Linked DNA regions of Homo sapiens: all the other regions are linked to region 1. Evidence: read pairs that join two places in POLR2A ChIA-PET (ENCODE). Cell type or tissue: Panc1. All regions are shown on one strand.

Region 1 (8,000 bases):
CCCAGACTGGAGTGCAATGGCGTAATCTCAGCTCACTGCAACCTCCACCTCCCGGGTTCAAGCAATTCTCCTGCCTCAGCCTCCTGAGTAGCTGGGATTACAGGCGCCCAACACCACACCCGGCTAATTTTTGTATTTTTAGTAGAGATGGGGTTTCACCATGTTGGTCAGGCTGGTCTCAAACTCCTGACCTCGTGATCCACCCACCTCGGCCTCCCAAAGTGCTGGGATTACAGGCGTGAGCCACTGAGCCTGGCCCAGAAATAGCTCATGGTATTGATGAGTGAGTGTGATTCTAATATGAGGGTTGATTGGCATTTTCATGTATGTCAATGAGTAAGAAACAGTGAAACAAAAAAGACATTCGGCAGGCCCTTTAAATCTGTGGATTTCACATTTATGGATTCAACTAACCATGGATCTAAAATATTCATTCAAAAAAAATGGACGGTTGCATCTGTACCAAACATGTACAGACTTCTTATTTTTGTCATTATTTCCTAAACAATACAGTATAACAACTATTTACACCGCATTTACATTGTATTAGGTATTATAAGTAGTGTAGAAATGATTTCAGATATACGAGAGGATATGTGTAGGTTATATGCAACTACTACACCAATTTATATAAGGGATTTGAGCATTCGTGGATTTTGGTATCCAAGGGAGGGTCCTGAAACTAATGGGTCCAGATGGGACAACAAGGGCTCAGGGAAGGAAGGTAAGTGGTTGCCCAAGATTGAAGCTTATAAATGTCAGGATCTGAGGTCGGGAGTTCAAAACCAGCCTGACCAACATGGAGAAACCCCGTCTCTACTAAAAATACAAAATCAGCCGGGCGTGGTGGTGCGTACCTGTAATCCCAGCTACTTGGGAGGCTGAGGCAAGATAATTTCTTGAACCCGGGAGGTGGAAGTTGCGGTGAGCCTAGATTGCGCCGCTGCACTTCAGCCTGGTGACAGAGTGAGACTCCGTCTCAAAATAAAAAAATAAATAAATAAATGTCACAGCCAGGGTTTGAACTCACACCTGGAGCCTATGCTTCCAAACTCTCGGCCTGCAACTTGCCAGGGCCCAGCTTGCCCTTTGGTGGGTGGGAGTGATAGAGTTGGAGGCCCCATCCTGTTCAGGTCCAGCTCCAAACCTCACAGGCCTGGCCTGACACCTCCACTGTTCTGTGTCCTCCAGGTCCTGGGCTCCTTCTTCCACCTGGGTGGCTGGGTCTGGGATACCAAGGGACAACTATATATTGGAACTTTACTTTTTTTTGCTAAATTGGATAACAGCTTTGAATACTGGGAGAATAGTTCCTTATCTTTTGTACTATTCACAATGTTATTGCTAGAAGTACAATTCACTTTCAAGTTTAATTTGCAATATTAACTTTTTGTTTTGGAGTCTCACTCTGTGGCCCAAGCTGGAGTGCAGTGGCACAATCTCGGCTCAGTGCAACCTCCACCTCCTGGGTTCAAGTGATTCTCCTGCCTCAGCCTCTCAAGTAGCTGGGGTTACAGGTATGCGACACCACACCAAGCTAATTTTTGTATTTTTAGTAGAGACAGGGTTTCATCATGTTGGCCAGGCTGGTCCTGAACTCCTGACCTCAGTGATCTGCCCACCTCGGCCTCCCAAATGCTGAGATTACAGGTGTGAGCCACCGTGCCTGGCCAATATTAACATTTTCTCCATTGCTTTCTTAAATCTAGAAAATCAACAAAAGAGTAAAGAAAGCCCTGGCTGAGAGCATTTGCCCATTTCTGTGGTGTAAATACTCCCAGCGCAGTTGGTTTTGAGGTCCCAGAGTGACATTGTTGAATGTGGAGTTGGGAAGAGGTGTTCAGTAGCCACCATTACTAGCACTTCCACAAGGCAGAGACCATGGATATAAATAACCTCAGGGCATAGGTAAAATGTAGTAAGATAATTAGGAAGCCAGGAGTCTTGAGTCTTTAGAGCTTTGTTTTTAATATAATTTATTTAATCGTAAGTGTATAGAACTTAATTGTTAATGATGGCTGTATTTACAAACTGGCTCCAATGATTTCTGAAAATCATCAGTCAACCCTCCTGAGTCAGTACAAGTCAGCTCCACCGTGCCGTGAACCCATTCCCCTACAGCTCTATAGGAAAGGTCTTACTAGCTCTATTTTACAGCTCAGGAAGCTGAGGCTCAAAGGCCACAGAGCAAGGCCTTGAGTGCAGGAGGGCTTAATGCTGAGATGATTGGAGTCCTGCACAAGTTACTTAAGTCGGGTAGCGTGAGCAGAAACTGAACCACAAGTGTGTTTGGGGATTTGTGGTGTCAGGAAACACTTAAGATACTTCTCTACCAGTCTGGTCTGGCCTCCAGATAGCACAGTCCCTGCTTGTATAATGCAGTAGAATAAAGTTGCAACAGTCGGCCTGCAAAAGAAGATAACGTGGTGGCAGAAAGCCCTTTGACCAGGACACTACCACACTACCATAACACCACACCACCACACTACCAGAACACCACACTACCACACCACCACAACACCACACCACCACACTACCACACCACCACAACACCACACCACAACACCACACTACCACACCACACTACCATAACACCACAATACCACACTACCACAACACCACAACACCACACGACCACACCACCACACTACCATAACACAATGTAGGAGAGACCTGCCCACCTCTCTCTTTTCTTTTCTTTTCTTTCTTTCTTTTTTTTTTTTTTTGAGACAGAGTTTCACTCTTGTTGCCCAGGCTGGAGTGCAATGGCATAATCTCGGCTCACTGCAACCTTCACCTCCCAGGTTCAAGCGATTCTCCTGCCTCAGCCTCCCAAGTAGCTGGGATTACAGGCATGAGCCACCACACCCGGCTAATTTTGTATTTTTAGTAGAGATGGGGTTTCACTATGTTAGTCAGACTAGTCTTGAACTCCCAACCTCAGGTGATCCACCCGCCTCAGCCTCCCAAAGTGCTGGGATTACAGGCATGAGCCAGCGCACCTGGCCTTTTTCTTTTTTTTCCTTTCTTTCTTTTTTTTTTTTTTTTTTTTTTTTTTAGACAGGGTCTTCCCCTGTTGCCCAGGCTGGAGTACAGTGGTGCAATCTCAGCTCACTGCAACCTCTGCCTCCCAGGCTTAAGCGATCCTCTCACCTCACCTCCCAAGCACCCTGGACTACAGGCAAACTACAGTTTGGCTCTGTGTCCCCACCCAAATCTCATCTTGTAACTCCTACGATTCCCACGTGTTGTGGGAGAGACCCGGTGGGGGGTGATTAAATCATAGGGCAGGTCTTGCTCGTACTGTTCTCGTGACGGTGAATGGGTCTCATGAGATCTGATGGTTTTAAAAAGAGGAGTTCCCCTGCACAAGTTCTGTCTTTTTGCCTGCCGCCATCCATGTAAGATGGGACATGCTCCTCCTTGCCTTCTGCCATGACTGTGAGGCCCCCCCAGCCACATGGAACTATAAGCCCAATTAAACCTCTTTCTTTTGTAAATTGCCCAGTCTTGGGTATGTCTTTATCAGCAGCGTGAAAATGGACTAATACAACTTCTAATATTAAACATTAAAATAGGCGGGGCATGGTGGCTCATGCCTATAATCCCAGCACTTTGGAAGGCTGAGGTGGGCGGATCACAAGGTCAGGAGTTCAAGACCAGCCTGGCCAACATGGTGAAACCCCACCTCTACTAAAAATACAAAAATTAGCCAGGCACAGTGGCAGGCACCTGTAATCCCAGCTACTCGGGAGGCTGAGGCACGATAATCGCTTGAACCCGGGAGGTGGAGGTTGCAGTGAGCCGAGATCACGCCACTGCACTCCAGCCTGGGTGACAGAGCAAAACTCTCAAAAAAAAAAAAAAAAGGTGGAGTGGGAGAGGTGGCTCAGGCCTTCACCTTGGCAAGCAGCCAGCTTGTGGGCTCAGCCATCAATTCTGGGGCACCTTGGTGTCTGAGGCCTCCTCAAACCATTAACAATGGTTTTAAAAGTACCATCTCAACCTAAAATAAATGTCTAATGGATTCAAGGGGACATTGCTAAAGAAAGTCATCTTACATTCCAACACACCGGCCCGGTCATGAGACCAGGTCTGCAAAACGTTGTTCTCCTCCCCTTAGACATGAGAGAGACAGAAACAAAGTCTGGGGCGGCGGGTGAGGGATGGGGTGACCAAAAAAAGTACTTATTCCACACACAGTGGATGTTTAGCAGATGTTTTTTGGATAGACTTAAGCTTTTAGACAATGAAACAAAAATAATTCTTCCCATCATCACAAAATAAAAATGTGACCACATCCCTCTACCACGTCCCCTTGGGGCTTGGGAAGAGCGTCTGTCCCATAAATCCTCCAATGGGCCTTTTGTGTGCCAGGCACCGTGCTGGGCACTGGAGCACACTTACAAGGGCAGCCCCTGGGCGCCTGCTCCTCCTGCTCTGGTCCCCAGCCCAGCCCCCCCCGCAGCCCTGTCCTCACCCTGACCCAGCAGGGAGGGCCTCGCTGGCCTGACCTGTTTTGCCTTCTAAGTGGAAACAAGCCGCTGAGCTACAAGGGAAAGTCGGCTCTGGGCAAAGCCCAGTGACTCTCGGCTCATGCTCACCTCTGACCAAGAAAGAAACACAGCTGTGGTTATCAGAAAGCTGCTGAGAGCTCAGGATGGTGGGGGTGGGGCGGAGGCTGGGAGGAGGAGGGCGGGTGTAGGGGGAATAGAGAAGCTCTGAATCACAGAATCTTATTCTTGGGGGCAGATGTGGCCACAAGCTGGGACGGGACTGGGGTGGGGACAGGGAGTCTTATCCCCAGTGTGCATGGCATTTCTTAGGAAGAGCAGAGAGCCCCTGAGCCTGGGAAGGGTGAGCTGGCCTTGCTTGTGGGGGTGAATGAGTCGCCAGCCCTGCAGGGCCACTTGAGTGCTGCCAACAGATTCCCAGGGGCCCAGGGCAGCCAGCTCTGGCACAGCCTGGTGGCAAGTATCCCCACCTGAGCAGGGTGAGGCCGGGCAGGGCCCAGCAGGCCCCGGCCCCACCAAACCTCCGGGGCCAAATCTGCTGCTGATTGGCCAACTCATGGAACCGAAACGGAAAATCCCCCACCCGTGGCCAACAACTGCCAAACCACTTGAAAGAGGCAAAAGTCTCCCACGGGTTAGAGGCTTGAGATGTTGCAAAGGTCAGGATTCATTAGCAAATGGGTTGCTTAGAGGTCCCTGGAAAGGGAGGCAAGAAGCAGGACCAGGGCCAGGAGGCTGGACTGGAGAAGTTGGGCCTGGGATCAATGAGGGGCAGCGTTCTGCTGGAGGATGGTGAGGTGATGGGCTCACCCTGGCCCGAGATCCTGGGCAGGGAGCAGCTCTCACCCCACAGGCCTGGGCCAGCCGCCCAGCGCTTCCCAGAGCTGCAGGGAACTTCCAGGGAACTGAGACCTCCAAGCTCAGAGAGAATGCCTCCAAAATTCCTTGGGATTTTTCTTCCCTAGTCAAAAGCCTATCTATTTATAGATGTGGAAATATGTGTGGAGAAAGGACTGGAAGGAAATACATGAAATGTTAACATGTTTTTCTTCTTCTCCTTATTCATATTGTTTTACGAAAAATAAACATGACTTTCAAGATAAGAAAAAAGATATTTTTAAAATATAATTAATCTTGATATGTTATTCATGTTGTTATAGAAAAGTGCAAAGCTGAACTTACCCATAGTGCTGTTAACCACGAACATTTTGCTGTGTTTTCTTTTCTTTTTTCTTTTTTTTTTTTTTTCGATATAGGGTCTCGCTCTGTCGTACAGGCTGGAGTGCAGTGGTGCAATCTTGGCTCACTGCAACCTCTGCCTCCTAGGGTCAAATCCATCTGCCTTGGCCTCCCAAAGTGCTGGGATAACACGCATGAGCCACTTTGCCTGGCCTGCTGTGTTTTCTTTTGCTGTTTCTCCTATGAAGACATTTGGGTGTAAGGTTGTTGTTCATGCTGTATTTTATTTTATTATTTTATTTTATTTTTGAGACGGTTTCGCTTTGTCACCCAGGCTGGAGTGCAGTGCAGTGGCACAATCATGGCTCACTGCATGCAGCCTCAACCTTCCAGGCTCAAGCAATCCTCCCACCTCAACCTCCTGAGTAGCTGGGACTACAGGCACATGCCACTACACCCGGCTGACTTTTGTATGTAGAGATGGTGTCTCCCTATGTTGCCCAGGCTGATCTCGAACTCCTGGGCTCAAGCAATGCTCCAGCCTTGGCCTCTCCAAGTGCTGGGATTTATGGGCATCAACCACTGTACCCAGCCTCATGCTATATTTTACATTATTAGAAAACTTGATATGTTACCAGAAAGGCATCATAACCATCTTTTAAAATATCTATGTAGGCCAAGTGTGGTGGCTCACGCCTGTAATTCCAGCACTTTGGGAGGCCAAGGTGGGTGGATCACTTGAGATTAGGAGTTCGAGACCAGCCTGGCCAACACGGTGAAACCCCGTCTCTACTAAAAATACAAAAATTAGCCGGTTGTAGTGACACATGCCTGTAATCCCAGCTACTCGGGAGGCTGAGGCACAAGGATCACTAGAACAAGGGAGGTGGAGGCTGCAGTGAGCCAAAATTGCAACACTGCACTCCAACCTGGGCAACAGAGACTCTATTTAAAAAGAAAAAAAAACTCTAATATTTATTCAGTAGATAATGCCATTATTCATTTAGCCATTCTCCCATTTGAAGGTATATCTATAGGTATACCTATAGGTAGATAGTTTCCAGCTCTTTGCTATTATAAATAATACTGTTGTGAACATCTTTATGTGGAACATTCTTTCTTTTTCTTTTTCTTTTTTTTTTTTTTGAGATGGAGTCTTGCTCTGTTTCCCAGGCTGGAGTGCAGTGGCACAATGTTGGCTCACTGCAACCTCCACCTCCTGGGTTCAAGCGATTCTCCTGCCTCAGCTTCCCGAGTAGCTGGGATTACAGGCGACTGCCACCTCGCCTTGCTAATTTTTGTATTTTTAGTAGAGATGGGGTTTTGCCATGTTGGCCAGGCTGGTCTTGAACTCCTTCCCTCAAGTGATCTGTCTGCCTCGGCCTCCCAAACTGCTGGGATTACAGGCATGAGTCACTGTGCCCGGCCATTCTTTCATCTTTTGAGATGATTAGATTATCTTAAGTCAAATGCTCATATTTCCAAATGTGGGATTACAGCATGAAAGGTTGCCACACACTAAGCAGGAGAGTGAACTTGAACCCAAGTTAGTCTAAGTCCAAAATGCCCATCTTTAATCCTGCCAAATGTTTCTGGTGGTGGTGGTGGTAGTGGTGGGTTTTGTTGTTGTTGTTTGTTTGTTTTTGAAACGGAATCTTGCTGTCACCCAGGCTGGAGTGCAGTGGCCCAGTCTCAGCTCACTGCAAGCTCTGCCTCCCAGATTCAAGCGATTTTCTTGCCTCAGCCTCCCAAGTAGCTGGGATTACAGGCGCCAGCCACCATGCCCACCTAATTTTGTATTTTTAGTAGAGACGGGGTTTCACCATGTTGGCCAGGCTGGTCTCAAACTCCTGTCCTTAGGTGATCTGCCCGCCTCAGCCTCCCAAAGTGCTGGGATTACAGGTGTGAGACACTGCGCCCAGCCCCAAATGTTATTATATTTAAAGAAAAATGGGAATGAGGCTTCATTGAGGACGGGGCAGGGGGTGCGATCTCTCCCGCCCCCGACGTCCCACCCACACACATGGCTTTCACCATCAACAATGGTGTTGACCTGGAGCCTAGCCTGGCCCCATTGGACAGGAGGGTGAAGTCGTGAGAGACTCCCCAGTATAGTTGAGAGTCAAGATCTGTGCAAATGAGCAGCTTGGACCAGGCAGGAGAAACACTTTGCATGGCTTCTCGAAGGAGGTGAGGCATAAACCGCATCTTCAAAGATGGGCAGGGTTTTGGCAAGCTGGGTGAGGGAAGGCATGGGCCAGGGCAGGGGGCATGGTGTCCTGGCTTGGCAGTGAGGCCCCATCCAGG
Region 2 (8,000 bases), 64 kb before region 1:
ATCTCTGAGTTCCCAGGTGACGCTGACTGATGTTGCTGGTTGGGACCCCACTTTGAGAACCACTCCTGTAAAACAGGGCCTTTCCATCTGCCTTTCCTCACCGCCAGACAGAGGGAGGCCTGTGGGTCTCGTGACGGGACCGAGCAACTTGGGTCACCCCTGTGAGTTGTAGGGCCAGCACCTGCCATGGCATTCCCTGGCTGAGCGCTCTCCTGCACTTGGCATTCACGATTCCAAGCTATCAGGTGTCCCCTGATAGCCTCAGGTGTTGAGAGGCGGCAGGAGGAGGGCAGGGAGCAGCATGTATGAAGCTCTTACTTTGTGCCTGGAGCTTTATTAGGCAATTCTATGGTGACATCATGAACGCTGCCCTTCTTATTCTTATTCCCCCAGGTGGTTTGAGGGCAGCCACCTGGGCCTCAGGGGGCGGATGAGTGGATGCCCGGCCCCCTGACTGTCACGTAGGCTGGGTGGTGGCCCCTGAAATCTCTCTGGGTTGATGCTTCCTGAGTCCTCAGATCCCTTCCCCGGTCCTTTCCTGGTCAGCCTGCTGCTCATTATCCCTGGAGGGACATGAGGGTGACCCAAGGACCACTCCCAGAGGTGACCTTTGCCAGCTGGCACATCCCATGGAGAGAGGTCAGAGTGTCACTGGCTCCCATTCAGGCCTTGGCACCCTGAAAGCCTGGGTTTGGTCGGATCCCCTATGTCCAAGAGACTGCCTTGTTGGGGGAAAGTGGCAGACTTTGGATGCACTCCAGCCTCTTCCTCTCAGGCCAGGCAGCCCTGAACTCTGGAGTCCCACAGGAGGCTAGGCTGGAGCGAGGCCCTTCCAGAGAACCAGCTTCTCTGCAGAGCCTCCTCCTGGGAGTCACTGGGCCCACCTGATCCACCCTGCCTCAAGCCCCCGTCTCCTGCCTTCTGGGGAGCTGCTGGGGGTTGGAGGGCAAAGAGCACCAGCGTCTCTGAGCCTGTCCCCGTGGGTACCCTGTTGGTGGCTCTTTTCTTGGAGATGGCCGTGGGGCTGCTTTTGGGCCTGCCTTTCTGCTTCCACTCTTTGGGGGCGCCCCACCTCCTGTGTGAACCAGATGGGCCCAGTGTGTTACCCGCCGAGGCTAGGCAGTGTCGGTGGTCCATAGTCCACGTTTTATTCCTCTTGCCGTGGGAGGGCATGTCTGCTGCTGTCTGGGTCACCTTTTGGGAAGGTTGCTGTGTGTCCCTGGGGTCCCTCAAGAACTGGCTTCTCGTCTGCATCAGGCACAGTCCGTTGTCCTCGCCACCCTGACTAAGCTACAGCTGCGATATATTGTAATTTTCAGTCTGTTTGACTATCATGCTGGTTTCCCAGGCCATGGCTCCACTGATTCGAGCCCTCTGAAAGTGCTGTGAGTCATCTGGGCCCTTCCATAGGTGTTTACAGCAGGTGCATTTTGGGTCTTTTGAGGTCAGGGACTAGAGCTCTGGACCGTGTGGGATTTTCTCTCCAAAATCACTTGTCAGAACTTTCCAGAAGGATCCTGTTCTTTTTTGTTGATTCTAGGGGCACAGACTTATTTTTATATCCCTCCTTGAGGGGTCCCTCCTCAAGTTGGCAGTTGGCAGGGTGAGGGGTGGAGGGTGGTAACCACGTGTCACAAGCCCTGCTGGTGGTGGCCCCTTTGCCAGGGGCTCCATGGCCCAGCCAGCACGGAGCATGCCCCGAGCCCTTCCACCACCAAGAGTGTCCCTGCCACTCATGCTCAGGATGCTGGAGGGAGCACAGAACCCCAGTGAGCGGGCAGAGCCCAGGCAGCGGCTGAGCCAGGCTGCAGAGATTGATTCTGATAAAATAGCAGATTGCTCGGGGCATGTTTCTCTTGCAAAATCCTGGGCTGCCACCACTGATGTGTGAGACGGGGCGGCAGAGGGAGGGAACTTACGTGATCTTCAGGTGAAAGGAGGCTTTATAAATAGGTCACCTTGTTCCACATCCTGAATTTCATTCTTTCCCCATCTTGGGGCAAAACAATGGTTTTACTGTTCTGGGGTCAGTCGGACACACTGTGGAGGAACTGGGTGTAAGGAGGTGGGTGAGTGTCTGCCACTCGCTGGTGACAGACCCACCTCTGTGCATCCTTTACCTGCCCTTTCTGTCTGTCTGTCCCCAGTCGCTTTGGCTACATCCCCAAAAGAGGGTGTAGCCGTTCCTTCAACAGACCTCTTCCTAAAACACCACCACAAACAGGTAATTTTTAGAGGAAGCAAGGCTCGGGAACAATTGATCTGAAAGCATTTTGGGGGAAGGTGGGGTCTGCAGGGTTGTGGCTTTAATTGAAACACCATCGGGGGGTTGCCGGCAGGTGCTGTGCAGTCTGGCCTGTCTCAGCCTCCCCCAGGGTCTGCTCTCAGTGCCTCATTCCTCCTCACCTCCTCCTCTTCCCTGGCGTTGGTCTATCAGGGGTGGAACAGCCACCGGTGTTTCTGATGGGGCCACCTCACCTGGCCTTTGCCACATGCAGAGCTGCTGTGCAGCTGCCACCTGGCTGGGTATGGGGACGGACCAGCTGTTCTCTTCTTGTGTTCTGGGTCAGTAGAGAGAGACAGCCGCCCCATTTTTACGGGGCTAATTAAAATCTGTAATTTTGAAACAGTATAATCGGAAGTCTTGGGATAGATCACTGTAGAAATAATGTCCCTCTTCGGGATGGCCCCAAAGCTTCCCCAGGATTCTCATCCTTTATTTAAATACCCTTCTGCCAGGCTGGGCATGGTGGCTCACACCTGTTATCCGAGCACTTTGGGTGGCCAAGACAGGAGAATTGCTTGAGCCTCGTAGTTAAGAGAGCAGCCTGGGCAACATAGTGAGACCCTGTCTCTTTAAAAGAAAAAAAAGCGTTTTAAACGCCCTTCTACCAGTTATGGATCCTTAACACGTACCTTCATGGATAAAGCATTCAGGACAATAGTGCTTACACATTACGCTGTGCTTGCTTTATAAAAGCAACACAGGTGCAGAACCTGTAGGAATTGCTTTGGGAATAACTTGTTCTTGCAAACATAGTGTGTGAAATCATTGTTTCTCAGCCTTTGATTCTCTTTTGTGTGCTTAAAAATCATTTTAGTTTGAAAAGGAATACATGCATTTTAAAAAATTCAATTCAAAAAGCGTTTTTTCCCTCCCACCCACAATCATTAACCATTGTGAAAGGTTTGATGTTTATCCTTCTAGACCTTTCTCTGTACCTACAAACATAAATAGGCGCAGAGAGAATCTTTTTAAATTCTGTTCTTTCAGAAACGGCATCATGATCTGCATATTGTTCTGTGATTTGCTTTACAAATGCGACAGCATCGTGTTACATTTTCTGTTACGTCACCACTTTGGAGGGGCTGCATGGAGCTCCGTGGTGTAGATGAGGTGGGACTCATGCTGTCCCCAGCATCTTCATCCTCATGTCCCTGTGGAGGCCTATAGGGTTTGGTAGACAAGAGCCCTGGAAGGGCTGTTGCTGGGTGATTGCTGGGCGTTTTGCACATGGACAGGGACTGCCTCGTTGTACCTGCACACCTAGAAGGCTGCCCCAGTTCAGGGTCTGTCCCCCTTCAACACACACCCACAGTGTGTAGGAGTGTCCTTTCCCCACCTTCTTTGCAGTTTCCCTGCAACTTTTTTTTTTTTTTTTTTTTAAACAGAATCTCGCTCTGACGCCCAGGTTCGAGTGCAGTGGTGCGATCTCGGCTCACTGCAACCTCCGCCTCCTGGGTTCAAGTGATTCTCCTGCCTCAGCCTCCCGAGTAGCTGGGATTACAGGTGCTCACCACCACGCCCAGCTTATTTTTGTATTTTTAGTAGAGATGGGGTTTCACTATGTTGGCCAGACTGGTCTCAAACTCCTGACCTCAGGTGATCTGCCCACCTCGGCCTCTCAAAGTGCTGGGATTACAGGCGTGAGCCACCGCGGCAACTTTTTTTAACCCTGGGCATCCCACAGCACTGTCTCGCTCCTGTCTCGGCGGTAGTGCTGTGTCTAGCATCACATTCCTCTGTGCCTTGCATAATGAAAGCAAACCGTGGCTGTATCCAGAAGGCGCTCTCTGACCACAGGGACCTGCCTTGCCTCTCCTGCCCCTCCAGGCTCCCTCAGCCTTCAGAGAGAATGGCTGCCCTAGATCATTAAAGGCTGAAGACAGGTGCCCTTCACCTGTCCCGGGTCTAGGACTCCCAAACAGTGCACTTTGGGGATGCTTTTGACTCCTCCCCATCCCCTGGGATCAGCATTCATTTCCAGGCTTCCTTCCCTCTGTATCTGCAGACCTGGCTGCCCCCACCTGGAGGAGCCCACGAAACTGGAGGGATTTGCGAGGTTCTTTTCTTCCTTCCTACTAAGATCTGGGGCCCCCAGCAAATCCAAAGATGGCCTTTTTCCTGGACCCAGACAACCTTAAATGGCTGTTCGAAGCTGGCCGAGGGAGTACGGGGCTTTCAGAAGCTCATCTGCTTAGAGCCCAGGCTGCCACCGAGAAATCCAGTAGGGTCACGCGGCTCTGATGGGTGTTTGGAACCCCAACCCACCCCGTCCCATGGCTGCTCTGGAAACACTGGGTTGAGGGCTTTTGCCGTCAAAGGATGTAAGGGACATCCCCTTTCACTCGTGCAAGAATGTGTGTGTGTGTGTGTGTGTGTGTGTATATGTGCGTGTGTGCACGTGCATGTGTGTGTGTAGTGGTGGGGTATTCCTCCCACTGGGAGAAGAAGTTCACTGAAGCCAAACCCCAGGGCTTCGTGTCATCTGGTGTCCCCGCAGGTAGCCCCTCCCCCTCCTCCAGAGCTTTTAATGGCCTTCACTGTGTTGTAGGAAAGGCAGAATCTCCTCCAGGGTGTGTATCCCTCTGCAGGGGAAGCCAAGGTGACTCCAGGGCCCGTGGCTGCTCTCCGGCTCTGAGGGTCCGGGCCATGGTTCCTGCCTGCATCCCGTTTTTCGCTCCTCTCTGCTTCCCCGAGCCCAGCCCTCCCGTGCATGAGACAGACGCTCCCGCCACGTGCTCGACTTTGATATTGGTGACGTGTCCTCTCCCTTTATCCCCCACCTGCTTGTGGCACGATGGGGCCAGAGCTGTGCCGGGCCAGGAGTGGGGGTAGGTGAGTGTGGGGTCAGGGGGCTGTCCCAGCTGAGCTCAACCAGAGAGGCCAAGGGACGTGGAGCGTGAGAGGCTGAGGCCTTGGCGCCAGCGCCGTAGATGCGTGTCAGATTTGACAGCTGATCTCTGACACAAGGCGTGCAGGAGCGTGGGTGGGTGGACGGCTTGCCTGCCTTCCTCAGGAGGAAGCTATCCACGGGACATGTCCTGAGCGAGTGTCAGGGAACTCGTGCCACACACAATCCGCCACCAGCATCGACTCTTCGATCCAGATGAGATGCAGCTGTCTTCCGTGACTCACGGCCTCTGGGCCAGTTGTGTGAGGAAGGTCCTTTCGGGAGTTCCCAACCCACCGTTTTATGGCTGTTTTTCTCTCTTGACCCTTCCTGATCTTTACTTTAATCTGATCTTACTTGTGGGAAAATGTTGCTAGGAGTTCCCAACCCAGAGTGACTGGTGAGCTCCCTGTCACCCATGAGGAGGACGGTCCTGCAGTTAGAGCTCCTGTACATACATATGCATACACACACACAGACACACGCCACACACGCAGACACAGGCAGACACGACACACGTGTACCTACATGCACACACAGCACATATATACACACATGAAGACACACCACACACATATACACACATCCAGACACACCACACACACAGATACATACACGCCTCACATATCTACACACACACACACACCCCTACCACCCGCACAGGTACACACACACATTCTTTCTCCTGGTTGAAATACCCTCACGGCATTTATGCCTGTGATGAGATTACAACCTGGTCTTCAGGAAGCACCAGACATTGGACCCCTGCGTGTGACAGCTGAGCCTTGCAGCCTGAGGGCTGCGGACAGGAGAACTGTCATTATTTAGAGTGAGTAGAGTTTGGTGGGGCAGGAGGGGTACAGGCCAGGCATTGGTTTGTTGTGGGGCTTGGCTGAGACAGCTGTGCAGAGGAGGAGGCAGGCGCGGTCCTGGGGACGTGGTGACTAATGCAAGAGTGTGCTTTTGGGGATGAAAACTTTCACTAAGGGAATGGAGAGCAGGCGCCGCCGGCCAGGGCACTGCCTGGACTATGACGCCTCTGTCCTGCTTGTTAGTCTCAGCTGCTGCCTTTGCTCTCACTGTGTAGGCACACAGTGTACACGTGTGTGCATGTGTGTGCATGTAGGCATGCGTGCATGCGTGTGTGTGGTGGGTGGCGGTGGCAGCAGCAGGGCCACATCTGTCCTCTGCTCTCCCGTTCCAGCCCTGCAGGGCAGTACGAGCCACGCCCTTTGCGTCTGCTCCTCCTGGGTGGGGATGAAGGCTGAGTCCTCCCACCTCCTGGAAACTCACCAACTGCTCAGCAGTCCCAGGCCCTGATGCTTCTGTGGCACTGCTGGGCCCCACAAGGCTTAGGCATCTGCATTTGCTTCTCAGAGCAGCAGTAAGTGGGGGTGGTCCCAGAGCTGTGCTGTTCTCCCAGCTCCTGCCTGAAGTGTAGTGCCCGGTGCTGGATGCCCTCCTGGCCCAGGGATGTCTGTCTTGGTCCAGTGTTAACAGGAGCCATCCAGGCACCTGTGAATGTTACTTGGTACCTGTGGGTGGTACACACCCCCTGTCCTGAGCGCCATGTCCAGGAATTGTGATGATGGTATTAGCAGTTTTGCATGGGGTCGGCAAACAACAGCTCCTGGGCCAAATCTGGCCCACTGTCTATTTTTGTAAATAAAGTTTTATTGAAACACATTCATGCCCATTGATTTACATATTGTCCGGAGAGCCTTAAGTAGTTACTATCTGGCCCCTGATGGAAGAAGTTTGCTGACCCCTGGTTTAGAAGGGACCTTAAACTTGATCTGCCCTAGCCCAGACTTCCAAGTCCTTGGGTCTTGGCCCAAAGGCAGCGTCCCTCTGTAGGGCCAGATGTGGTGACCAGGAAGACAGGAGAACAGTGATCTTTGATCAGTGAATGGAGCACAGGCTAGGAAATAAATGAAAGTGGAAATGCAATAACGCCAGCCCTCTCTGGAACACTGTCTCCACTGAGTTTTAGGTAAGTGTGTGACAGACAAACGAGCAGAAGCTTGGAGAAGCTCAGGGTGGATCTTGGTGGCCGGAGCTACTGTCTCGGCGCATGAGCTTGGAAGCTTCAGGAAGCAGGGCTGGGGAAGCACCCTCCAGGCTGCAGTTCCAGGGAAGGTGGCGAGTCCAGCTCCTGGGGACCCGCAGAAAGGGTGGATCTGTGCGGCCACATTTTAAAATAGAAGGAAGAGGACAGATGGATGGCTTCAGTGTTCCTGCACAGCAAGGAGGTGGCTAGGTGTGAACAAAAGGAAGTTGGGAAGGCACTGTCATCTTTAACCATAGCCTGGACACAGGGTGGGTGACAGATGAGTCAAGAGTAGCCCTAGGGCCACCACAGTGATTGACCACCTGGGAGGTGACTCAGATGGCAGAAGTGGCCGGGTGTGTGGGCCACATTCCCTGGCTAGGCCCTGGGGTGCCCTTGTGAAGGAATCACCCCACAGTGCTGCAGGCCCCTTTACCTGCCTGCCCTGCCCGGGGAAAACGCCCCACCCTCTTTCCCCAGCCTCCCTCCTCCCAGGCCCTCCCTCCCACAGACTCCCATCCCTCACAGCCATGTGGTCCAAGGCCTGGGCTGGGGTGAGGGGGTGGAGGGAAGGTGGGTGGAGGTGGAGGGGTTGTGGTTCAGGTTAGGTTTAGGGAGCTCAGCCCAGCATTGGTGTTAAGGACTTGCTAGGCCACCTGAGGTGCTGGCATCTCAGAACTAGGAGAGGTTGTGGAGCCGACCTGGACAGACAGACAGTGGATGTCCCACGTCAAGGTGAAGCCGTCCTTTCTGGTGGCTCTTTCTGGGACGGGGCT
Region 3 (8,000 bases), 370 kb before region 1:
ATTGCTATGCCACGGGCCTCCATATGGACAGCTGCTGAGCAGGCAGGGAAGCCCATCACTCAAAGCCACCTCATCCATCTCCTAAGAGGGACTAGATAGTAAACGCTGGCCAGTCCCTTATCGCGCCTTTGTCCATGGCCTGCTATGTTGGCTCGGGACAGGATGGGCCCCCCAAGGACATCCAGCCTGTTAGAAGAGACCAGTCTGCAGAAAGTCCTGTCCTGTGGTGGTGGCTTTGGAACACAAGGAGGGGGCCAAGGGTAGTGGTGAAGGGGTGGGGGTGCTCCCGAGATGTCCTGAACTCACCATCTACGTTTGCAAGGAGATTCCGAAGACCAAAGATCTGGGCCACAAGGATGCCAACAGTGATGAAGAGCTGGGGCACCACCCCGAGAGCCCCCCGCAGGTTTTTAGGGGCCAGCTCCCCTAAGTACATGGGGACCACGTTGGAAGATACACCTGGGAGGAGGTGAAATAGAAACACCATCAGAAAAAATTAGTCTGGCAGGGACAAGCTGTCTTCAAGTATACTATTCTTAGCAATAACATTATTTGGGCCAGAACTCTCTCAAAACTGCAAAGGAGAAAGCAAACACCTCTTTTAATTCTTAGCCCTTTATACTTTAAGGAAAGAGAAACAGATCAAAGGAGCTCATGCACAGGGGCCCTTGCTTTGGCCCATATCATCTGGGGACACTGGCCAGCTGGATCTACGGCCTTCCCGCTCCCTGGCCTGAGTCTAGACCCACTCACGTTTCTGCTTTTTGAGGAGGGTCTGTTTCATAAAAGGCAAGGCAGCTGGGTGTGATGGCTCGTGCCTGTAATTTCAGCACTTGGGGAGGCTAAGTGGGGAGGATAGATTACTTGGGGTCAGGAGTTTGAGACCAGCCTGGGCAACATAGTGGAACCGTTTCCACTAAAAATATGTATATGTGTGTGTGTGTGTGCGCGCGCATGATATATATGGCCTGTGTGTATTTACATATGGTGTGTATGTCTGTGTGTGTATGGCCTCTGTGTGTGTGTGTGTATGTGTATATGGACATGGCCTGGTGTGTGTGTGTGTGTGTATATATATATGGCATGTGTGTGTACATATATATATATATGGCCTCTGTGTGTGTGTGTGTGTGTATGTGTATATATATGTGTGTGTGTGGGTGTGTGTGTGGCCTGGGTGTGTGTGTGTGTGTGTATAGGGCATGTGTATGTGTATGTATATATATGGCATGTGTGTATGTGTGTGTATGTGTGTATGGCCCAGGACCCCTAGCCCCCAGCTTTACCTTATAGGAACAGTAAATAAACCAATGCAGAGATAGTTTCATACACCTTTAAGAACAAGTTATATGTCTCTATAAGCATTTAAAATGTCAACACATATTACGGAATATCTGCATTTCTGGGATTTCTGTAATGCCTGGACTACTTCTGAATCCCCAGTATTTAAACTTGTAAATATTCCCATCATACTTGAATCTGGTGGAGGGAAAACTTACTCTATTTTATAGAATGACGTGTTGCCTGATGTCAATTAAAAAAACATAGGCAGAATTTAATTTTGCAGCTTCCAAAGTATTTTCACATATATTGCCCTATTTAATTCTCCTAAAAGCACATCCAGAGGCTGGGGATGGAGAGGAAGTTTCACTAGTCCAAGTATCAGGTACCAAATCCTGAGTCAAATGGAGGCTCAGGGACGTGGGTCTCTGAAGGGAGGCTCTCAGGAACAGAGTTTGGAGTGAGCAGAGGTTGGAGCTGCTGTTGATGGCGGGGTATTTGATAGAACTGAGATAGGAGGGTACCTGAGGCCATGTTTTCCTGTTTGGCAATTCTACCCACAGATGTCTCTGCTCAGTATTTGAAAAGAGACATCACAGTTCATTAATATCGATTCTTCCTCATTTGCAGAGCAAAGAGGGGCAGTCTTTAAAGCAGCTCTTAGCATGTCTAGGTGGGAAGAGGGAGCAACACCTCACAGGCCCAGGGCAAAGGGCTGCAGAGGAAAGGAAGGCCTCCTGGGAGCTGAAGTGGGAGGCTGTGTCCTCACCACTTAACAAGAGCCACTTAGCAGCAAGAGCATCTTGGTGAAGGATATTAATAAAGGGTCAAACCTCAGGAGGTTTGTGAAGAGATGGGGTTACCTGTACGTTGGTGGAAAGCAATCTCTATTTTTGTCTTTAAAATGACTCCACTAGGACCTCCCAGCCAGCCAGTTCTGATACGAGAATCAGAGCAAAGTGGCTTTTTTTTTTTTTCGAGATGCGAGTTTCGCTCTTGTCGCCCAGGCTGGAGTGCAGTGGTGCGATCTCAGCTCACTGCAACCTCTGCCTCCCAGGTTCAAGTGATTCTCCTGCCTCAGCCTCCTGAGTAGCTGGGATTACAGGCGCCCGCCACCACGCCTGGCTAATTTTTGTATTTTTAGTAGAGACGGGGTTTCACCATGTTGGCAAGGCTGGTCCTGAACTCCCGACCTCAGGTGATCCACCCGCCTCGGCCTCCCAAAGTGCTGGGATTACAGGCATGAGCCACCGTGCCTGGCCTGGCTTTTGAAGTTTAAATTCCTCCTGCTGGACACTGTAGCTCACCCCTGTAATCCCAGCATTTTGGGAGGCTGAGGCAGGTGGATCACTTGAGGCCAGGAGTTCGAGACCAGCCTAGCCAACATGGTGAAACCCCATCTCTATGAAAAATACAAAAAAATTAGCTGGGCACGGTGGCACATGCCTACAGTGCTAGCTACTCAGGAGGCTGAGGCACAAGAATTGCTTGAACTTAGCAGGTGGAGCTTGCAGTGAGCCGAGACCGTGCCACTGCACTCCAGCCTGGGCAACTAAGCAAGAGTCCATCTCAAACAAACAAACAAACAAACAAAAAGTTTAAATTCCTCTGAGCCAATGAATACCTTCAGTCTTCCTGCCAAGAAGTTGATTAGTAACAAATCAGTGAACTGTGAGCATGTTCCAGTAAAAGTCATACTCATCTTGGCACCCCCCTTGTCAAGGTAGTTGTTTACTTCATTTTAGAGTGAGCAATGTGGTTCTTGTTCATATGGGTGGTTTTATTTTTGTGTTGGTTTGTTTGTTTTGTTTTTGAGACAGAGTTTCACTCTGTTGCCCAGGCTGGAGTACAGTGGCACGATCTCGGCTCACTGCAACCTCCCCATCCTGGGTTCAAGCGATTCTCATGCCTCAGCCTCCCTAGTAGCTGGGATTACAGACCTACTCCACCATGCCCAGCTAATTTTTGTATTTTTAGTAGAGACCGAGTTTCACCATGTTGGCCAGGCTGGTCTCGCACTCCTGACCTCAAGTGATCCAACTGCCTCAGCTTCCTAAAGTGCTGGTATTACAGGCATGAGCCACTGCACCCGGCCATATGCGTGGTTTTAAAATGAGTGTCTAAGCAGCACACAGCTTGATGATCCACTTTGCTGACTTGCTGGAGGTATGTGAAAAACTGTTGGCAAATGGATTATGCCCCTAATGGCCAGTGTTCTCAAGCCGTGATCTGAGGACCCAGGGATCCCGAGACCTTTTAAGGGTGTCTGTGAGATCAAAACTATTTTCATAATAATCCAGAGATGATATCTGCTCTTCATTCTCTCTCTCTCATGAGCATATGGGAGTTTTCCAGAGACTTCTTGCCAGGCCACATCACAACTGACCTGACCCAGAAGTACATCTGAGAATTCAGCTGTCTTCTATTAAGCCAGACATTAAAGAGATTTGCAAAAATGTCAAACAAGGCCACTCTTCATGTAATAGGCTTATTTTAAAAAATGAATTAATATGTCTCTCGGTTGCCATTTCTAATACAGTAAATATTGATCAATGTAACCCACATGAGCAAAAGCTCTTTGGAGCCCTCAATAATTTTAAGTGTGTAAAGGGGTCTGAGACCAAAAACTGAGAACTGCTGACTTTAGAGTAAAGGCTGGGATTTTTAACTGATTTGTTATCTATTGGAGCCTAATATTTCTCTGCTGGAAACAATTCTGTATTGTTAATGGTCAATAGAAAAGTGATTGGACCTGCTTACTGGTGGCAACTTTTAGGAATGTATTTTTCAAAATGTTGAGCCCACTGCAGAGAAAACCCACAGGTCAGGGCAAGATGGCAGAGACCGGCCGGGCATGGTGGCTCACGCCTGTAATCCCAGCATTTCGGGAGGCTGAGGTCAGGAGTTTGAGACTAGCTTGGCCAACATAGTGAAACCCCATCTCTACCAAAAATACAAAAATTAGCTGGGTGTGGTGGCGGGCAGCTGTAATCCCAGCTACTCAGGAGGCTGAGGTAGGAGAATCAGTTGAACCCGGGAGGCAGAGGTTGCAGTGAGCCAAGATCATGCCACAGCACTCCAGCCTGGGTGACAAGAGGGAAACTCCATCTCAAAAAAAAAAAAAAAAAAAAAGATGGCAGAGACCCAGCCAGGTGCTCTCAGGGAAAGCCGAGCACTAAGTGAAGTTTGCCATGGGGCTCACCATCCTCCCTTTGGCATGACTTAGTCTCTGTTTGGGAAATGTCTTCTCATCTTTTTTTCACGTCTCTGTTACTGCCAATTAATCCTAGCTGAGGGGTTTATGGACAGCCAGCCAAATTATCCATTTGTCCCTATCCCTGCGTTTGGAAGGAACAAATGAGAGTTCCTTGGCAATGTTGGGAAAGTGACTGGAGGGAGGCAGTGAGGCACCTGGGAGGGGCTCCCTCAAGGGGCCCACTCTGCACCTGTAGGACCCTGAGAGCTTCCATCCTAGATGCCTCTCCCCACCTGGCAGTGAGAAATACTGCCTACTAAGGATGCCAACTCAGGGAAAGCCACTGGCACGGCTCTACCCCTCATCTCTCCTCAGTGTGAAGCAATTATGGGAGAGTTTTCTAAAATCACCACTGTACAGCCTGGCAGCCTAGGCTTGGAAGCAACAGAGTGGGATTAGGAAAAAACACCTCCCAGTTTGTTAGATGAGAGGACTCAGCGAGTCAGCACCCGCTCAGCAGGTGGGCATTTCAGGAATAGAACTCAGTACGCCCTTGGCAAACTTTAAATTGCCCTATAAAACTTAAAATGTGGCACTGTTAGCACCTTTCTGGTAGTGGAATTCATACATTAGATTGTTTCTCAAGCTTTTTTGACTCTCACCCACAGTAAAAAATACAGAAATACATTTTCCACTGCAACCTGGTTCTCGTGTGTGTGTGTGTGTGTGTGTGTGTGTGTGTGTGTATGTGAAACAAAAGTGGGCAATACTTATCTTTACTACACGTAACACTGCCTCTTCCATTTTATTTATTGATTTATATATATATTTATTTATCTTTGAGATGGGGATATGGTTTGGCTCTGTGTCCTCACCCAAATCTCATCTCAAATTGTAATCCCCATGTGTCAAGGGAGGACCTGATGGGAGGTGATTGGATTATAAGGGCGAGTTCTCCCATGTTTTTCTTGTGATACCAAGTTCTCATGAGATCGGATGGTTTTATAAGGCAGTTTCCCTTCTCTCTCTCTCTCTCTCTCTCGCCTGCTGCCATGTAAGACAGGTCTGCTTCCCCTTCCATCATGATTGTAAGTTTCCTGAGGCCTCTCCAGCCATGGGGAACTGTAAGTCAATTAGACTTCTTTTCTTTATAAATTACCCAGTCTTGGGGAGTATTCTTTACAGCAGTGTGAAAACAGACTAATACACAGGGTTTCACTGTGTTGCCCAGGCTGGTTTCAAGTGATCCTCCCGCCTCGGCTTCCAGAGTAGCTGGATTGCAGGTGTGAGCCACTGCACTCAGCTATTCTATTTTTAAAAAGAAAATGCTGCTCACTAAACAGACATCACCACCCACTAACTGGTCATGACCTGCAGTTGAGAAAATATTGAGATAAAGGATTGGATTGGAATGACACTTCCCAGGTTAAGATTCTGCATTTCAGTCTTTCAAAGATGTTTCTTTGTAGGAAACATCACAGTAAAGCTCTGCACCTGAGAACCAGGTAGGGCTCAACCATCTGTTTCACAGCAGAGGTATAGGAACGCTTTCTACACGCTTCAGACATCACAGATTGGTTCTAGTCCCTGGGAACCTGTTGTCCTCCTCCTTGACGACCCTCACAGAATGGCAATACAGCATAGCATTGTTTACCTGCACATATTCCCACCAAAAGTCTGGAAATAATGATAAGCTCAAATGATGTGGCGACTCTGCTGCATCCCATTAAGATCGCAGGCACGATAGAAAATATGTTGTTGAACAGCAAGGCCCCTTTTCTGCAGAGGACAAAATATCAGTTAGTTTTGCTGAAGAATTCACTCTTTCATTCAAGAAATGTTTCTGGAGTGTCTCCTCTGCATAGGCTCCAGCAGTTACAGCAGCTTTACTGCTGTGCGTTTAGCTCTCTGGGACCTGAGACTGATACAGGTCAAGTGCATGGCCTGGTGTGGGAATACGCTCAGTGTGGGGAGCAAATGGAAATGACCACAGTCCAGAGGGCGTCAGTGGTGAAAATGGAGAAAGGGCTCTGTATTAAGATATAGTAAAGGGTTTTTGAAATCATTAGCTAATTTATAATTTTGGTGTAATCTTGAAAGCCAACCCCAAAATTGTCCTGGGTAAGGACATTAGAGGAAAAGAAAAGTATAGGTCCATCTCACTTATGTCAACGTGGATGCCACAATCCTAAATGAAATCTTAGTAGATTAAATTCAACAGCATATACAAAAATATTTCAATGTATTTCACCATATTAAAGATTATATTGGGGCCAGGCATGGTGGCTCACGCCTGTAATCCCAGCACTTTGGGAGGCCGAGGTGGGCAGATCACTTGAGGTCAAGTGCTCAAGATCAGCCTGGCCAACATGGTAAAACACTGTCTTTACTAAAAATACAAAAACTAGCAGGGCCCACTGGTGGCAGGTGCCTGTAATCCCAGCTACTCAGGAGGCTGAGGCACGAGAATTGCTTGAACCCAGGAAGTGGAGGTTGCCGTGAGCTGAGATCGTGCCACTGCACTCCAGCCTGGGTGACAGAGCGAGACTCCACCTCAAAAAATAAATAAATAAATAAGTAAACAAACATTATATTGGGGGAAAACATCGGATTATCTCAATAGAAGCAGCAAAAGAAGTCAATAAAATTTAACACCATTATGATTTTTAAATTTTTGTTTATTTAAAAGTTGGCCTAAGTTTCTTTCCTCCTTTCTTTTTTTTGAGACAGAGTCTCGCTCTGTCACCCAGGCTGGAGTGCAGTGATCGCAGCTCACTGTAACCTCGGTCTGCCAGGTCAAAGTGATTCTTGTACCTCAGCCTTCCAAGTAGCTAGGATTACAGGCACGTGCCCCCACACCCAGCTAAGTGTTTGTATTTGTAATAGAGATGGAGTTTCCCCATGTTGGCCAGGCTGGTCTCGAACTCCTGGCCTCAAGTGATCTGCCCACCTCAGTCTCCCAAACTGCTGAGATTATAGGCATGAGCCACTGCGCCCAGCCATTTTTTTTAAAACCAGCCTTAACAAACTATAAATAGAAGAACTTCTTTAAGCTGATAAAGGAAATCTACCTAAAACCTATATCAAACATCACACTTAATAAAACTTGGAAAGCCTTCCCATTGAAGTCAGGAACAAGCCTACCCTGGAGATCCTGACAGAAGCAAAGCAAACTTCTCTGGAGGGGCCTCTCGCAATGGAGCCCTCATGATGAGGACCCTCATGATGGACGAAGCTGTCAGCGAGTGGAGCTCCAGCATTCCTAAACACTGAGAAACTTGCCACACGTGAGAGCCGCTTATACTAACAGCACACCTTCAGACAACAGAATCAGACTGGACTATAAAATGTTTAAAATGATTAGTGTCATAAAATAAGGAATCCAAATAGTACTGTATTGGAGAACCAACATCACCTGACTTCAAGGCTTACCATAAAGCTACAGTAATCAAGACAGCGTGGTACTAGTAAATGAATAGACAAACAGGCCGGGCATGGTGGCTCACGCCTGTAATCCCAGCAC

The links. Peaks named below come from ENCODE experiments on the same cell type or tissue, not always from the same donor. Only the 100,000 strongest peaks of a DNase experiment are listed, where the experiment ranks them.
Region 2: POLR2A ChIA-PET joins it to region 1 with 8 read pairs; 1 of 35 experiments calls an interaction of 5 or more read pairs at or near these places.
Region 3: POLR2A ChIA-PET joins it to region 1 with 6 read pairs; 2 of 35 experiments call an interaction of 5 or more read pairs at or near these places.

What each region holds. Positions count from the first base shown.
Region 1 is chr1:9,408,654-9,416,653 of GRCh38, forward strand. No RefSeq gene overlaps it. Among named protein-coding and RNA genes, the nearest start is that of LINC02606, 16 kb to the right of the region's middle. RefSeq lists enhancers at 3,953-4,886, 4,887-5,818, 4,974-5,253, 5,264-5,393. In Panc1, no CTCF peak of the experiment used is centred here; a DNase peak (open chromatin) is centred at 2,258; H3K27ac peaks cover 7,702 bases.
Region 2 is chr1:9,344,298-9,352,297 of GRCh38, forward strand. The region is part of intron 1 of SPSB1 (splA/ryanodine receptor domain and SOCS box containing 1); the gene reads left to right. Among named protein-coding and RNA genes, the nearest start is that of SPSB1, 55 kb to the left of the region's middle. RefSeq lists enhancers at 5,845-6,346, 6,347-6,846. In Panc1, no CTCF peak of the experiment used is centred here; no DNase peak of the experiment used is centred here; H3K27ac peaks cover 1,758 bases.
Region 3 is chr1:9,041,479-9,049,478 of GRCh38, forward strand. SLC2A5 (solute carrier family 2 member 5) reads right to left here. Exons shown (of 12, transcript NM_003039.3): 4 at 6,132-6,256; 5 at 307-459. Among named protein-coding and RNA genes, the nearest start is that of SLC2A7, 19 kb to the left of the region's middle. In Panc1, no CTCF peak of the experiment used is centred here; no DNase peak of the experiment used is centred here.